Linked DNA regions of Mus musculus: region 2 is linked to region 1. The links are chromatin loops, found by intact Hi-C in ENCODE. Cell type or tissue: heart. All regions are shown on one strand. Links, peaks and the distances in the headings refer to the core of each region. The heading gives the core; the rest is flanking DNA.

The links. Peaks named below come from ENCODE experiments on the same cell type or tissue, not always from the same donor. Only the 100,000 strongest peaks of a DNase experiment are listed, where the experiment ranks them.
Region 2: it touches region 1 in a loop (2.7-fold over the local background); 1 of 42 quality-filtered maps calls a loop at or near these places.

The regions. Positions count from the first base shown.
Region 1 is chr2:59,517,931-59,526,527 of GRCm38, forward strand. No RefSeq gene overlaps it. Among named protein-coding and RNA genes, the nearest start is that of Gm39831, 10 kb to the left of the region's middle. In heart, for the core only: a CTCF peak has its summit at 4,341 (motif pointing right); a DNase peak (open chromatin) is centred at 4,381; H3K4me3 peaks cover 494 bases; H3K27ac peaks cover 1,773 bases.
Region 2 is chr2:60,066,926-60,075,522 of GRCm38, forward strand. The region is part of intron 2 of Baz2b (bromodomain adjacent to zinc finger domain, 2B); the gene reads right to left. Among named protein-coding and RNA genes, the nearest start is that of Gm13570, 28 kb to the right of the region's middle. In heart, for the core only: no CTCF peak of the experiment used is centred there; a DNase peak (open chromatin) is centred at 5,066; H3K27ac peaks cover 248 bases.

The sequences.
Region 1 (8,597 bases), core at 224-8,223:
AGAGAAGCCCTGTCTTGGGGGGAAAAAAGAAAATAATGAAAAGCTTGAAGTGAAAAGGTCTCCAAACACAATACAGGTTTCAGACCTTTTAAAGGAAAATCTTACACAGATGAAGCCCCTAAGAGTCTACAAATAAAGGCAACACAGAAAAGGTATTTCTGGTCATCTTAAGCATGAAGAACTCTCCTAATCTGTGTCTGTAAATGATAATTTAATGGACAAATGAGTAAAAGCTACAACTGGCATTTGTAGAGGACGAAAAGCAAATGGCTAATGCATATTTTTATAGAGAGCCCCTCATTTTGCTGGCAAGATCAATAAAAATCAGGAATAACAGTATCTGCTGCTGGGCGGTGTCTTAGGGTTTCATGGCTGTGAAGAGACATCATGACCAAGGCAACTCTTATAAAGGTAAGCAATTAATTGGGACTGGATTACAGTTTCAGGGCTTTACTGGATTATCATCATCACAGGAAGCAGAGCAAGATGCAGGCAGACATGGTGCTGAAGAAGCCAAGAGTTCTACATCGTGGTCTGAAGGCAGCAGGAGACTGTTCCACACTGGGCAGAGCTTGAGCATAGGAGACCTCAAAGTTGTCTCCTGAGAGGCTCTGCCAGTGCCTGGCAAATACAGAAGTGGATGCTCACAGTCATCCATTGGAGGGAGCACAGGGTCCCCAATGAAGGACCTAGAGAAAGTACCCAAGGAGCTGAAGGAGTCTGCAGCCCTATAGGAGGAACAACAATATGAACTAACCAGTACCCCCAGAGCTCCCTGGGACTAAACCACCAGTCAAAGAAAACACATGGTGGGACTCCTGTCTCTAGCTGCATATGTAGCATAGGATGGCCTAGTCAGTCATCAATGGGAAGATAGGAGGAGAGGCCCTTGGTCTTGTGAAGGTTCTATGCCCCAGTATAGGGGAATGCCAGGGCCAGGAATCGAGAGTAGGTGGGTTGGGGAGTGGGGAGGGGGGGCAGGTGGGAGGGGGATAGGAGATTTTCAGTGAAGAAACTAGGAAAGGGGATAACATTTGAAATGTAAATAAAGAAAATATCTAATAAAAAATTACATTAAAAAAAAGCCTGCTCCCACAGTGACACACTTCTTCCAACAAAGCCACACCTCCCCCAATAAGGCCACACCTCCAATAGTGCCACTCCCTATGGCCAAGAATTCAGACACATGAATCTATGGGGGCCAAACCTATTCAAACCATCACACTCCCTGGCCCCCATAGGCTTATAGCCATAACATAACGCAGAATGCATTTTGTCCAACTTCCAAAGACCTCCTAGTCTATCACTGTCTCAGCAATGTTTAAAGTTCAAAGTCTCTTGTAAGATTCATGTAATCTCTTAACTGTAATCCCCTATAATATCAAAATCGAAAACAGATCACATACTCCCACCATACAATGGTGCAGGATATATACATTACCATTCCAAAACATAGGAAAGGGAGCATGGCGAGGAAATATTATACAGACCAAAGCAAGACTGAAAGCCAGCTGGACAAATCCAAACACCTGCATCTCCACGTCTGATGTCAAAGTGCTCTTCAGATGGCCAACTCCTTTCATCTTTGTTGACTGCAACACACGTCTTTCTCTTGGGCTGGTTCCGGTTAGCAGCTTTCTCAGCAGGTATCCCATGGCTCTGGCATCTCTAACGTCTTGTGGTCTTCAAGGCAGTCCAGGTTGTGTTGTGCCAGGGAAATGTTAGTGACCCCAAAAACACACACAGAAGCCGATCTGATGCATCTCACAGCAAGGTCTTTATTCTGTTTGAGCTAGCTCATCCCACCCCCCACCCCCCCCACCCCCCAATGCACCACCATCATGCAGGACAGTTTTGGGGGGTGAGCCCCGAATGTCTATCGGGGAAAGGCTTTATAGTAAACAGCAAGCAAGGAATGTGTGCAAGAATCTAATTGGAAAGCTCCTGTGGCCTTTAACACCATTGGCTGGGGCTGGGAGTCATCATAAACTTCACTTCTGGTTGCCTCTGCTTTGGTGGTTGTTAGGAAGGAGGTGGGCTTGTAACCTGGGGTGCAGGTTTGTTGGGGGAATAACCTGGAGACACTGGTCTTGTTGAGGGTGTAACCTGGAAACTCTGGTCTTTTGGGGGATTAGCCTAGAGACTGGAGCTAGGCTCAGGTTTTGTTGTGGGGGTGGGGGGGAACGGACAACTTGGAAATTAATGCTAGATACCAGCCTGTTAGTTTACCTGATTATTTGAGAATTTCACATTATGAACCCTGACCACACTCACTTCCCTGTCCTTCCAGGTCTGCCCTCCCACCCTTATGATCCCTCCCCACAAGAAAAGGAGGAGGAGGAGGAGGAGGAGGAAGAGAAGAAAGAGGAAGAGAAGGAGAAAAAAAACACAGAAATCCAATTTGTGTTGCCCATATACACATTGGAACATGGTCAAACTCCCAGTAGCCAGCCCTTTAAAGAAAACTGAGTCCTTCCCCACCCCACCCCAGCCAGGTGCCAGCAACTGTGAAGAGCTACATTTCAGCATCCTTATCCCAAGTTTGAAGAGTTCTCTTTGATGGATTCCTATCTAGGATATATTAACTTTGGGGTAGGGGTGGGTAGGGGTTGTCACAGAAGCCTTCTATGTCCTGCTTTCTCAATTGTGAGTCTACAGTCATTGCTTCCAAAGCAAAAGTAGCTTCCTTGCCCTTTACAGTCAGCGGAACAGGCATCATGGACTTCCACATGGTTTCTGGTGACAGCACAGGCTACGGACATCCACGTGGCCTCTGGTATCAAGCACATGCCACAGACCTCAGAGACCACAGGTCTCTCTGGTGGTAGTACAGACCACAGACATCGACCTGGACCTCAGCTACGGCACAGGTCACAGGCACCATCCTAGGTAGCCCTCAGTGGCTGCGCAGGCCAAGGGCATCAACACAGGCAACACAGGCACACGCATCAACCTGGCCCCTAGCAGCTGCACTGCCTCTGGACCAACTGCACTGCATCAACATGGCTTCAGGCAGCAGCACAGATCACAGACATCAGCATCGCCCTCAGTGGTAATATCAACCATGGGCGACAACAGCCCCTACGGCAGCGGGACCATGGACCCAGACAGCTCAGCCCCTCACCAACACAGACATCAACGTGGCCCCAAGTGGCTGCACAGGCCACTCACATCAACCTGGCCTCTGATGGCCACCTAACCACAGACACTCTATGACATCCTGCAGCAGCACAGACTATGGAAGTCTGCCTGGCCTCTGCAGTAGCAAGGGCCTCAGACATCCACATGAACCTCAAGCTTCAATACGGACCGAGGTCTCTCAGACACTACAGGTCAGGTGCTGGTAATGGACACCATCTCCGTTTTCTCTCCGATTTTTAAAAGGTTTTTAATAAATTAATCTTGGAACACTTGAACTACAGTGTTGTTGTTTTTTTTTAAAGCACTCATAATCACCATTCAGAAAAAAAAGAAAAAGCATACAATGGCATGCAAGAGTGATTTTGGGAAAACATAATTAAAATGTATGTGCAAAAATCTGTTCAGTGGGTGTCTGTGTGGAAACAGTCAAGGGATGTATCTATGAAATATTTAGCAGTGATTGAATAGTGCTTTGGGACAGTATGGTATCAACATTTCAAATGTTATCCCCTTTCCTGGTCTCCCTCCAAAAACCCCCTCCCTTCATTCGCTCTCCCCCCTCTTCTCCTGCTCACCAACCGGCCCACTCCCACTTCCTGGCCCCAGCATCCCCCTACACTGGGGCATAGAGCCTTCACAGGACCAAGGGTCTCTCCTCCCATTGATGACTGACTAGGCCATCCTCTGCTAGATATGCAGCTAGAGCCATGAGTCCCACCATGTGTACTCTTTGGTTGGTAGTTTAGTCCCTGGGAGCTCTGGGGGTACTGGTTGGTTCATATTGTTGTCTGCAAACCCCTTCAGCTCCTTCATTGGGGACCCTGTGCTCCGTCCAATGGAGTGACATTTTTCACTTTTGTTAAATGATTTGAAACAATATAATTTTTTGTAATTATATTTTATAAAGGGTGTTTAAGTAGTGTGACTGAAAAGGTTCCTTTGACTAAAAGGTGGGGGGAAAGAGGGTTCCATACATTTAGATAGAAGTGTGGAGACTGGAGAGTAGACAGACCATCAATAACAGATGGTCAGTTTTCTCAGAGAGACTGACCATCTTGTGAGCGAGAAGCGAGTTGGTGTCAGAGAGAGTGGGAGGCTAAAGAAAGGGAGTTCAGGGATAGCTTGTAAGAGGAAGGACAGTAATGACAGACTCCTGTAAAGTTCCCCCAGATACCACTGAACCCAGCGGCTATCTGTAAAACGACCAGCAGAGGGCACCAGCAAACTAGGGAGAGCGTTAGCCAACATGGATCTTGGTGACTGCCACCGACCAAGCTTTAAGAACCGACAGAAATACAGCTTTTTAGATAAAAATCGTCCCATTAAAGGCTCTGGCAACCGGTTAAATGCTGTTTCACATAGTGACAAACCAAATGAGAGCTGTCAGCCCGTGACTGAGGTGTCAGATTAGGGAAGTGAGAGGTGGTGCTCACTTATTTTTCTAAATAACCGCAGGGATTTGGTAGTGGTGGGTGGCGGCGGCAGCGGCGGCGGCTGTGTTGACAGGGTCTCTCCACGTATCCCAGGCTGTCCGAGAACTTGTGAGCCCGTTCCCTCAGCCTCTGAAATGCTGGATTCCAGGTGTGTGCTACCATGTCCAGCTCTTCCTTCCCTTATCCAGCCCAGAATTTTTTTTATTTTTTAACCCACTGCAGCTCGATTCAGGGGAAGCTGAGATACCGTTCAGAACAAGAGTCATTGTTTGGACGTGGGGTACAAAACAGGCCTTTATAGAAGACAAAGCAGGAGCAAGGTTTTGAAACCCCGGCTTTCGACAATAAGAGACTTTTAAGGACTCTTAAAAGGTGAAGGCCTGTTGAATTCCAGCAGCCTGCTCAGTCAGAGGCTGCAGGAGAAGGAATTCTGCAAGACACAGCAGCAGTGTTCCCTGGAGGAAAACCTGTGTGCGCTGTGTGTGGGACAGCTGAGAAGAGAAACAGGAACCAATCACAGAGAACAGTGACCAGTGCCACTCATGACCAATGCCCCCACCCAGGGGCCAATGCTCCTTCGGGGCCTGCATTCGGATAACAGCAACCGCAGTGGGTCAGTCCTACAGCAAGCACGCCTGGGCCAATCTCTTCCCTTGAGGCTCTCAGAGTTTGAGGGAGGCCTTAAGAGTTCAAATCCCCCCCCCCCCCAAAAAGAGTTTCAGAATTCCCCACAGGCCTCCGAAGAAATGGAAATAAGCTGAGAGATCGGGCCTAAAAATCCAAGCACCACCATGGGGGTGGGGAGGCAGTAACAAAGTGACCAAGGCTTACAGGGTGTCACCAGAGGCCTCAGGGGAGCCTGCAGGGCTGAAGGGGTTGAGAAAGGCTGTACTTTATACCAAACAGTGAGCACACATACCTCAGGTGGATTTAGAACACAGCTAAGCCAGTGCTGGGCTTTGCCTGGCTGGAGGAGGGGTGGGGGTGGGGTGGGGTTAGAGTGGGGGGAGGGGAGTGGGGGGTGCTAAGAGGAGATGGGGAGTGTGAAGAAGAGACTGTAGGATGCTGTAAACGAACATTTCTGAAGCTGGTGATGTAACTTCCGTGTGTGCTTGCTGACTCTCAGGAACAAAACCCTGGGCTCTGTTCCCAGCACCACATAAACTGGGTATGGTGGGACATGCCTGTAATCCTAGCACTTGGGAGGTGGAGGAAGGAGGGTCAAAAGTTCAAGGTCACCCTTGGCTTCATAGCAAGTTCAAGGACAGCCTAGAATACATGAGAAAGAAACTGGGAGTTGGGAAGATTCTAGTTACCCAAAGAACAATCCAAACCCACACATGGGGTATAGAATAGGTCGGGCACCCCAAAATAAAATAAATTAAAGCCTATCATATTCTCCCTCTTCTACCTCCCTGCCCCCACTTTTAAAAACACTGTGATACCGCACGCAGCAACAAGAAAGTGGACACCCTCACTTGCTTTCTCACTTCCTGAGGGACGAGGGCACAGAACTTCTTCTCATGTAGGGCATTTAACCTAACACTGGCTTCCTGGATAACCCGAGACACAGTGAACACTGACAGATGAAAAACAACAGAGGCTGCAGGGTTGGGAGGGAGAGCAGGATCTAAGATCTGGCACAGAGCTGGGCATGGTGTAAAAAGACTGGTTTGAGAGTCCTAGAGATGGACTCTGCGTGGTGGCCTTGCGCTATCGAGATAGAGATGCATGGCCGTATGGAACGAGGAGGGCACAATTTGTTGCTAAGGTCACACAGAATGCAGTGGTCAGAGGACGAGGTGAGGATTGGTCAGTCCGATACCGAAGTTTTGTGTGAAGTCACAGAACCTTTCAGTAGTGGGTATGCAGCATGAAGTATTCCATTTACAGATGGTCTCATAGCCTGATAGTCTTGCTTACACTGAGTTTGTGCTTCTTTCTGGAACAAGTTTGGGGACCAGCTGTGGTTCTGAGTCCTATGTTTCCTCCCTCAGGGTTGTCCAGATGCCGCCATTGCACACCACGCTGCAAGGATGAGGCGGAGTTGGGGATGGGCGTCTTCACCAAGGATTTTAGCTCTCTTAGGCGATACTCAATCAAACAACTTTCTTAGACCATCTTCAGTGAAACAGCTTGCGTGCAGATACTTTTTGGAGGGTGGAAAAGGGTTATATATAAACTTTGGTGAGTAGGGAGGAGTTTTCAGGGCAAACAAAATCACTGGCTGGAATTTAAAGAACTGTCAATGCCTCGTATGGAGAGGCATTCCAGAAATCCCAGGTGATGCCGGGCGGGTGGGTTCTTACCAGGATAGAGGAAGTTGAACTTTCAGGTTTGCCAAGGACTAGGTGACATTGCTTAAGTAGGAGATTGGGACCGGGCTCCCCAGATCAGAAGGAGAGGAGGAACTCCCACTGCAAATGAGAGTCCTCCATTTTGCATGGATCTCAGAAGAACTATCTAGGCATGGTAGAATTCGACCTTAGTAGCCAGGTCTTCTTAATGTACTAAAGTTTTGTAAAATGTGCTGGGAAACACACATTAGCCCTTTCACATCCAACTGCAGCAAAAGTAGGGGGTACCACGTGTACCCCACCATTTCCTGTAGGACATACTATAAGTAAAATTTCTTTCCAAACGTTCATCTGACGAAAGGAGACTAGCTGTGTATGGGAGGTCTTGTTTTCAGAGACGTGTGGACAGACCGGAGCTGCTGGAGAGCCTACACTGGGCTTTCTCACTTGACAGCCAGAATGAGGTTGCAGAGAAAACCTGCATTCAACACAAGTGTCTTTTTTAACTCTCCAGAGAAAATGAAGCCAGAAATGAGTTTTGTTTTGTTTTGTTTTAATTTGTTTTCATTTTCCTTATGCCAAGCTAAGTATTCCTGAGAGAAAACAGAGCTTTTCAGGGAGCTGGTCCCCCCCGCTCCACAGATCTAATTCTGAGTGATGACTGGTTTTCCTACCCAGGATCTGAGAGAATTCATGTTGACTCTTAGTTAATCTTCAGTTTTACAACCAGTTCAGCTGCTTTTTCTCTTTAACGACCTAAGTATCTGCTATAAAATTTTCCTTTCAAATAAATTGGAGGTCTGGCTTTATTCTGTCCTGAAGTTTGCAGCTAAATATTTATGTATGTTCTGCGGGAAGACAAGAGACTGTGGGGCCTGTAGTAGAACTTCTCAGGTAATATTGAAATGGCCGTCGGAGTCCCTGACCTGTGGATGCTGTGATCTGCCCCAGTGAAAGAGGTGTTGGTTATCAATTTCACCCTTTTAATTTTCTCTAGTTTTTACTTTGCTAGTCCAGTTTTTACTTTTGCAAGATCTGAGATGGCATTGGATCATGCAGGTGTTGGTAAGGTGAGAGAAACCCTTGAAAGCCTCCGGTGAATGCACCTGAAGTGGCATCTAATTTTCCACCCAAAGGGGCCACACTCACTACCTGAGAAAACCAGGAATGATGCAGAACTCCTGTCGCTCCTTTGGATTCTTTTCCTGCACGCACTCATTTCTATCATGAAGTCCTGGGCCATGGCTGCAGGTTGCTGAGAGCAGATGAAGAAAATTTCTGGGCCTCCTTCACTGTCTCCTTGGAAACTTCAAATTTAGTTTGCTGTGGCTACAACATTCCTCAGGTCGGGCGGTGGTGGCTCACGCCTTTAATCCCAGCACTTGAGAGACAGAGGCAGGCGGATTTTTGAGTTGGAGGCCAGCCTGGTCTACAGAGTGAGTTCCAGGACAGCCAGGGCTACACAGAGAAACCCTGTCTAGTAAAACAAAAACAAACAAACAAAAACAAAAAACAAAACAAGATTCCTCAGGTAACATGCCGAGACCTGCCAGGCCTCCTGAGAAGGAAGACTTCTACTACACCTCAAACCAGGTGTGTACTTCTAGAACATTCTTAGTACCACACACAGACACACAGACACACACACACACACACACACACACACACATTCTCTCTCTCTCTCTCACTCACACACACACACATCATCATCATCAAAACAAACCTC
Region 2 (8,597 bases), core at 334-8,333, 550 kb after region 1:
CCTGTAAAGGAGCAGGGAATGGGGGCACATGATGCATGGGGGCACATGCCTACCACCCCAGCATTCCAGAGGCTGAAAACAGAAGATCACAAGTTTAGACCCATCCTGGGCTACTTAGCAAAAACATTGTCTCAAGAAAGGAAAAATACTTTGAAAGATTCCAGATTTTAGGTATCACTAAGAACATCCATGATTCGTGGGAAGAATTGAAAATATCAGCATACGTGTGCAAACTCCCGAGATTTTGGGAGATATTGATTACAGCCCTCAGAGGTGACTTTATGGCTTGAGATTTCAGTGAAGGAAGCAAACACGGTGTCTAGTGAAGGTGGCAGCTGAGTTTCCATAGGATGTGGGGAACGTGACTCTAATGCTACAATACTGCCATGAAACATGATAAAGAACTGTTTGTTATGAATGAGCAAATGACAGAAAGTGAGATTAAATCTCCTCTGGGGAAAGATACTACCAAGAGTGCTAAAATGTCACGGAAGATTCAGGATATGTGACATAAACATAATAGGTAAAGCAGAGCCCGACTGAGACAACTCTAATTTTCACAGTTCTACTATGGGTAAAATGCCATCACACAGCACCAGCTGCTACAGAGAAATCTTCTGTTTCAAGCTTCATTCTCTTAGTTGAAGACGGTGCCACAGACTACCACCTTAGCCAGTCAGCATCCATTAGTTCTTGTCAGGATAAGACCCTCTAGCAGCAGAAAGACAAGGATGCCCCGAGGGCTTAGATAATGACATTTTTTAAAGAAATCAAATACTTTTAAATGTAACATAACCATTTTTTGTAAAGATAGTGCTAAAGTATAGCTAAGAGACCAGATAATAATATAAATATAGTTTACAAGCACTAGGAAACTAAAAAAAAATGTGGTTACTAGCTTTACTGCAATATTTCCTTTATTAGGGTGGTGAGGAACAAAACCCTTTGTATTAATTTTAGCTTAAATGAAAGCAGCAGTATACTTGCAAGATATCAAAACCCTAGCAAATGTTTAACTCTACTCACCTAGCGTGTGCAAAGCTCAGAGTTCCACCTCTTCAGCAGTGCAGACATCCCTCCTTTCTTCCTCCCCTTCCCCAGCTTTCTCTCTTCTATATATTTAATGTTGACAGATTATCAACACACTAAGAAAGCAAAAGGCCTAGAAACTCTCTCTACACAGGCCACTCTGCTGCACAAATATTAGCTGGGTTATTGGTAGGTACCAGATAATATTACCTCCTCTGCTGGAACTGTGAGAGGGGATAAGTACACTCTGTGCCTTCACTGGGCTAGAAAGGGTTAATCCGGGAAATGACTGACGACAGCATCAGCATACAAGACATCCCAGAGCTTTACAATAATGTTATAAAACTTCACTTGTACACAAGCCACTTTTGAAGAAAGAAAAGACTTACAATGAATGCCCTGTACCAACTTAGGTAGGTCCTTATCCTAAGGCAATGTAGACAGACAAAACTATGGATAGAATGAAATCTTCCTCTGGCTTCAGGATCTTACCCAAACATGACGCCAAAACAAATGAGCAAATGTGTTCACAAAAAAGCTAGACAACCACCAGATTTCAATTTGGTATCACATGATGGCTTTATAAAACTTAATCATTACACTCATTATAAACAGGGCTCTGACTGCTACTTTCCTATTATTTTCTGACCTAGTTTCTTGGCTAAAGACAACTCAAGGGAGAAAGGGTCTATTCAGCCGACACTTCCGAGTTACAGTTCATTACAGTCCACTTAAAAGGCAATAGAAACCAATGTATGCACATGAATGGTCAGCTTGCTCTAACCACTTACGCAGTCCAAGTCACACACACAATTCCTACAATGAGCAAGGCAAGATGTTAGACTGCAGAAAAACAAATAACACAATTCAATATGGGGTACAGAGCTAAACAAGGAATTCTCAACTGAGGAATCCCAAATGGCCAAGAAGTACCTAAAGAAATGTTCAACATCCTTAGTCATCGGGGAAATGCAAATCAAAACAACCCTGAGATTCTACCTCACACAAGTCAGAATGGCTAAGATCAAAAACTCAGGCAACAGTCCTCCATTGCTAGTGGGATTGCAAGCTAGTACAACCACTCTGGAAATCAGTCTGGCGATTCCTCAGAAAATTGGAATTGTTCTATCTAAAGACCCAGCTGCACCACTCCTGGGTATATACCCAAAAGATGCTCCACCATATCACAAGGCTATGTGCTCCACTATGTTCATAGCAGCTTTATTTATAATAGCCAGAAGCTGTAAACAACCCAGATGACCCTCAACAGAAGAATGGATACAGAAAATGTGATACATTTACACAATGGAATACTACTTTAAAAATGAGAACTTCACGAATTTTTCAGGCAGATGGAACTAGAAAATATCATCTTGAGTGAGGTAACCCAAACTCAAAAGGACATACATGCTATGTACTCACTAATAACTGGATATTAGCCCAAAAGCTCTGAATACCCACAAACCATATGAAGCTTAATAAGAAGGAAGACCAAAGTGTAGATGCTTCAGTCCCACTTAGAAGGGGGAACAAATAATTACAGGAGGCAGAGGCCTGGATAGGACGGGGAGGGGAAAGGAAAAAAGGTGGGGCAGGATCAAGTATAGAAAGAGACAAGAAAATCCAGATGGCCAGGAGAATGAATAGAAACATGTAACAGTAGAGGGAGTAGTGCAGAGATGGGGGGGGGGGGGGCTATAAAATGTACCAGAGACCTGTGAGGTAAGAGACTCTCAGGACCCAAAGGGAGGGACCTTAGATGAAATGCCCAACAGTAGAGAGATAGAACCTGTAGAGACCATCTCCAATATATAGGCATGGTCCCCAGTTGAGGGATGGAGCCATCTACCCATCTCAAAATTTTTAACCCAGAATTGTTCCTGTCTAAAGGAAATGCAGGAACAAAAATATGGAGCAGAGACTGAAGGAAAGGCCATCCAGAGTCCTCCCCACTGTCGGTTCCTTCCCATCCCCAGACACCAAACCCTGACACTATTGCTGATGCCAAGAAGTACTTGCAGACACGAGCCTGGTATAGCTGTTCTCTGAGTGGCTCTGCCAGCACCTGACTAAGACAGATGCAGATACTCACAGCCAACCATTGGACTTTTCCCCAATGGAAAAGTTAGGGGAAGAACTGAAGGAACTGAAGGGGATTGCAACCCCAGAGAAAAAACAGTACCAACTAACTGGACTCTACAGAGCTCCCAGGGACTAAACTATCAATCAAAGAGTACACATGGAGCGATCCATGGCTCCTATTACAGATGTAGCAGGCAGCCGTGGGAGGGGAGGTGCTTGGTGCTGTGGAGGCTTGATGCCCTGAGAAGGAGGATGACAGAGAGGTGAGGTGGGGGTGGGTGGATGGGTGGGGGAGCACCCTCTTAGAGGCAAAGGGGAGGAGAAAGGGGTGGGAGGTTTGTGAGGGGAAACCAGGTAGGGAACAATATTTGAAATGTAAATAAATAATGAATAAGAAAGAAAGAAAGAAAGAAAGAAAGAAAGAAAGAAAGAAAGAAAGAGAAGAGAAGAGAAGAGAAGAGAAGAGAAGAGAAGAGAAGAGAAGAGAAGAGAAGAGAAGAGAAGAGAAGAGAAGAAGGAGGGAGGGAGGGAGGGAGGGAGGGAGGGAGGGAGGAAGGAAGGAAGGAAGGAAGGAAGAAGGAGCAAGGAAGGGAGGGAGGGAGGGAGGGAGGGAGGGAGGGAGGGAGGGAGGGAGGGAGGGAGGGAGGGAGGAAAGAAGGAAGGAAGGAAGGAAGGAAGGAAGGAAGGAAGGAAGGAAGGAAGGAAGGAAGGAAGGGAGAAGGAGCAAGGAAGGGAGGGAGGGAGGGAGGGAGGGAGGGAGAAGGAGCAAGGAAGGAAGGAAGGAAGGACGGAAGCAAGGAAAACAAAGAAAGGTAGGTAGGTCAGTTGATCGTCAAGGCCGTATCTTACAGGCCTGGTATTCCATGCATCTCCTAAGTGATTTTAGAGAGTAAGTGACAGCCCTCACAATTCCACCCCTCATCAATCATAACACATCAGTTTTGAAAATGATGTGCTATGCCTTAAAAATCAGTCCCACCTGGACAATGTTGCCAAGTTCCTTCAGCTCAAGATGCAGGCTGCCTCCCAAGCCCTCGGACTACTGCTGAGCTTGGCTTGGTCTGCTGCTCCTAGGGAAACGTGTTTCTAGGCAGTTGCTTTCAAGGCTTGCTTCCTTTACACTTGGACTGGAGCCTTGCGTAAGTGGGGCTTTGCTCTCCTGACTCCTCTGTCACCGGGAAGATGACAGCAGGCATATCCACAGTGGTGTAGATCTCAACAACCACAGCTGGCTTCTCAGCACCAGCCCGGCTCTAGCAAAGTACTCCATCATCTCATAATTTAACTTCACTTAGATTGGCAGGAGCTAAGTAAATAAAGCCAGATTAGTGGCCAACATATCACAAAATAGTCCATGTCCCACTTCCTGATAGACTACTTGTTCCCCTCTGAAACCTCATAACGTAGGTCAGAGCTATCTCCATCTCCCCCATCACTCCTACCTGCTAAGCTACTGCAGAACGACCCATCAAGCCAGCACTCCTGGGTAGCTGGGATTACAGGACTAAACCTCCAGGAGGGAATGGCTTGATTTGTCTGGAAAAGGCAGTGACTGGATATGGTTTTTCTAATCTCCTAAAACTCAAACTACCAAAAATAACAGTAGAATTCAAGTAAGTAACAAGGGAAAAAAAAAAAAAAAACACACAAACAAACCCTACGACTTTTCCCAATGGTAGAGGTTTTCTTTCTAAAAACTGAAGCTATCTTAGTGTTAACAAGGTTAGCTTAAGCCATTCATAGTAACACAAAACCAGGAGTTTATGCAACACAGAAATTTAAGTCTGCCACAAGAAGAGAAGACGTGAAACGCCGGGGCCAGCCAGGTGCATCAGGACGTTTGGAGACTTCCTTTATTCCCCCCTCAGCACATGGTCTCCAGCCATGGTCCAATTACCACAGCTACATTTCAACAAGAGAGGAGGAAGCCACAGTGCCCCACCTCTTCCTGTGAGGAAGCCTTCTATTCAGCTGGACAGATCGTGTCTACCATCCCAGCTCTCAGAAGACAAACAGGACAGCTGTGAGCTGAGTCCAGGCCTTCCAATAATGAGTTCCAGGCCAGCTAGAGCGACACAGATTTCCTTGTGTCTCAAACGACAGAAACACAAGCAGGGCACACTATGTACACACCGTCACTGTTTACTCCTTATGCTTGGCTGCAAGGGAAACTGGGATGTCTCTGTCCAAGTAGAGGTATACTAGGGACATAACTCAGAGGAGCGAGAGCAGCGGACAGACAGCATGCACATGTTATTGCCAAATCTGATCAGGTTTTCCTTTTATCTGGGGACAGATGCCTAACTAACATTATAATTTATAACCTGACACTGACATTTCTAATCATAGAGACACTGTAAGATTATATTATTCTAAGTATCAATTATGAACTTAATTTCTATTTGTATAGATCTACAAATTTGAAATAACATTCATAATAAAATTACCAAGGAAAAGGGGAATTTTAATAGAAATACGAATTAAATTAATTGTTGTTGTTGTTGTTTGGAGACAGAATTTCTCTGTGTACTCTTAGCTGTTCTGGAACTAGCTCTATGGACCAGGCTGGCCTCAAACTCAAGAGATCTGCCTGCCTCTGCTTACCAAGTGCTGGGATTAATTAGGATGTGCCACCACTGCCCAGCAAATTATTTATTACTTATCTTCATATTTTTAAATGTGCTTTGGTGTTTTGCCTGCATGTATGTCTGTGTGAAGGTGTTGGATGCCCTGACACTGGAGTTACAGACAGGTGTGAGCTGCCATGTGGATGCTGGGAATTGAACCCAGGTCCTCTCCAAGAGTAGTCAGTACTCTTAACCTCTGGACCACCTCTCTGGCCGCTCTACTTAAGTTAGTTAAAGCTTGTTTATAACAGATCATTAAGTATATAGTAAAATATTAAGTAAAATTATTTAAAAATACAAGTAACTATAGTGATAGCCATCGTAATGGCATTCAATGCACACAAAATTGGATGCAAATAAAAATGTATATATTCTCTTAGAGAAAAAAAGTTGGGGGGATTTGAGAAGAGAGAGAATTATTCTAAGCCAGTGAAATAGCTCAATAGCTACAGGTGCTACACCCCCTGCATGATGATCTGAGTTCGATCCTTGGGACCCACATGTTAAAAGGAGAAAACTGACTCTTACATACTGTCCTCTGCACAACATATGCCCCCAGAGGCATGCCCCCTCAACATACGCACACAACCTCTTAATGGAAATATCCTATTATGCTTTGTATAGATGCTATGCAGAGACTTTTAATCAAGTTACAGGATAATCATAGAACAATAATATAAATTATATCAGAACAAAACAAAAATAGACACTTGATATCTTAGGCGAGTAACTGTAGATAATGTATATGAGAGTCAAAAGAAGTTAGTATGTGCTCTCATCTGTGCTAAGTGCTTTGGGAACATTATTCCTTCTTACACCCCTGAGATTGAAGTAGAATTCCTAGGGAAGAAAACCTGAATCTTCAAGTACAACTATTACATAAACCACAGAGGGAAAATATAACCATTTCTAACCCATGTCCATGCTCCTAAATTCTGTACACAATATCACCCCTCCAACTCTATCCATATTCTAAGGTCCAGGCAGAACTGTTCTCAAGTTTATTCTGGCCTAGAGGTTAGCATTCTGGTCAAATAAGATTGCCTTTCCCAAATAAAAGGATATTACATCAGTAGCTCTAATTGCATGCCTCCTTGCTAGAAATTAAAGTATCAGGAAGGCTGAGATGCATGTGACTCTGATAAACTTATGTATGTTATAGATACATATGGAGACTCAGGACATCAGACTAGCTTGTAAGGGGTGTGATGTTCAAGTGTGAGGACCTGAGTTTGATCCCCAGAACCCATATAATAAGGTGGGTGTGGTAGCCACACTTGTAATCCCAGTGCTGAGGAGATAGTGGCAGAGCCCTGGGACTCACTGCCTAGCAAGCCTAATCTAATCTAGGGGCCTCAGGTCTTGGTGACCAAGCCTGGCTCAAAAAAACCATCGTGAGGGCTGGAGAGATGGCCCAGTGGTTAAGAGCACTCACTGACTGCTCTTCCAAAGGTCCTGAGTTCAATTCCCAGCAACCACATGGTGGCTCACAACCATCTGTAATGGGATCTGATGCCTTCTTCTGGTATGTGTGAAGACAGCTACAGTGTACTCATATACATAAACTAAATAATTCTTAAAAAACAAAACAAAACACGGTGAATGGTTCCTGAGCGTTGATACCATGGTTGCCTTCTGGCTTCTACTCATGTACCCAACACACATGTACACATATAGGGGCATGCACAAATATAGATAGAAGGTGGAAATTTATGGAAACAAACATGCAAGGGCTATGATGAATTGTGAATATCGTAAAATTTGATGTGTAGGTTTTTATAGTTGAGTTCATGTCTCTTAGCAATCTATAAAGAAGCAAACCACAGTTAACACAAGTAGCAAGCGAGAAAGGTAAGACATTCTATTTAAATATTGGTACAACCCTTTCAAATAGACACAATGCATCACTTCATAGTTGACTATACCAGGGCATAAGGTTACAAAGTAGCACACAGTGACCTCATTACTTACACTGACATCAACCTAAAACCTATCCTCCTTCCTGTGTACCCTGTTCAATACACACGCTGAAATCCTCATTCAATTTTAATATAGGGGAAACTAAAGATACTAAGTAATTCAGCTACCAATATGTTTATGACTACCAACAAACACTTGCTGAGTACAGTAGAAAGTACAGGGAAAGGTTGATGTATTCAAAATCAATCCAAAATATAAGAGTCAATGATCAGTAAAATAGAACTAATAAAAGTTAAATATTACCAAACTGTTAGGGAGAGAGAATCACTTTCAATTAGGATGATTAGGGAAGCCCTCAGAGAGATGACTGAATATACACAGAGCTTTAGGAGAAGATATGCTTGCATCAGAGTAATTTTTTAAACCTTGAAAAGAAAAAAGAATATTCTATATAAAAATAATGATATAAGAATGGTATAAGATCGCCGGGTGTGGTGGCACACGCCTTTAATCCCAGCACTCGGGAGGCAGAGGCAGGCGGATTTCTGAGTTCCAGGCCAGCCTGGTCTTCAAAGTGAGGTCCAGGACAGCTAGTGCTATACAGAGAAACCCTGTCTGGAAAAACCAAAAAAAAAAAAAAAAAAAGAATATACAAAAAAAAAAAAAAGAATGGTATAAGACATATGTAATGCAGCATATGTCATTTATATGGGATACAACATTAAGTTATTATCCTTGAATGTTTTGATGTATTCAGGAGCCAATCAGGATATCCAATTAGAATATGGATCTGAACTAGTAAGAAACAGCAAGTCACTAAATATCTTCTAATATGGAAATCATTTTTACAAGACTGGACTTAGGATCCTGCACAAGCTTTGACGGAGCTGACAATGCTCCTAACCAAAAAGCAAAACAAACCAGTGAAAGTTGTAGTAC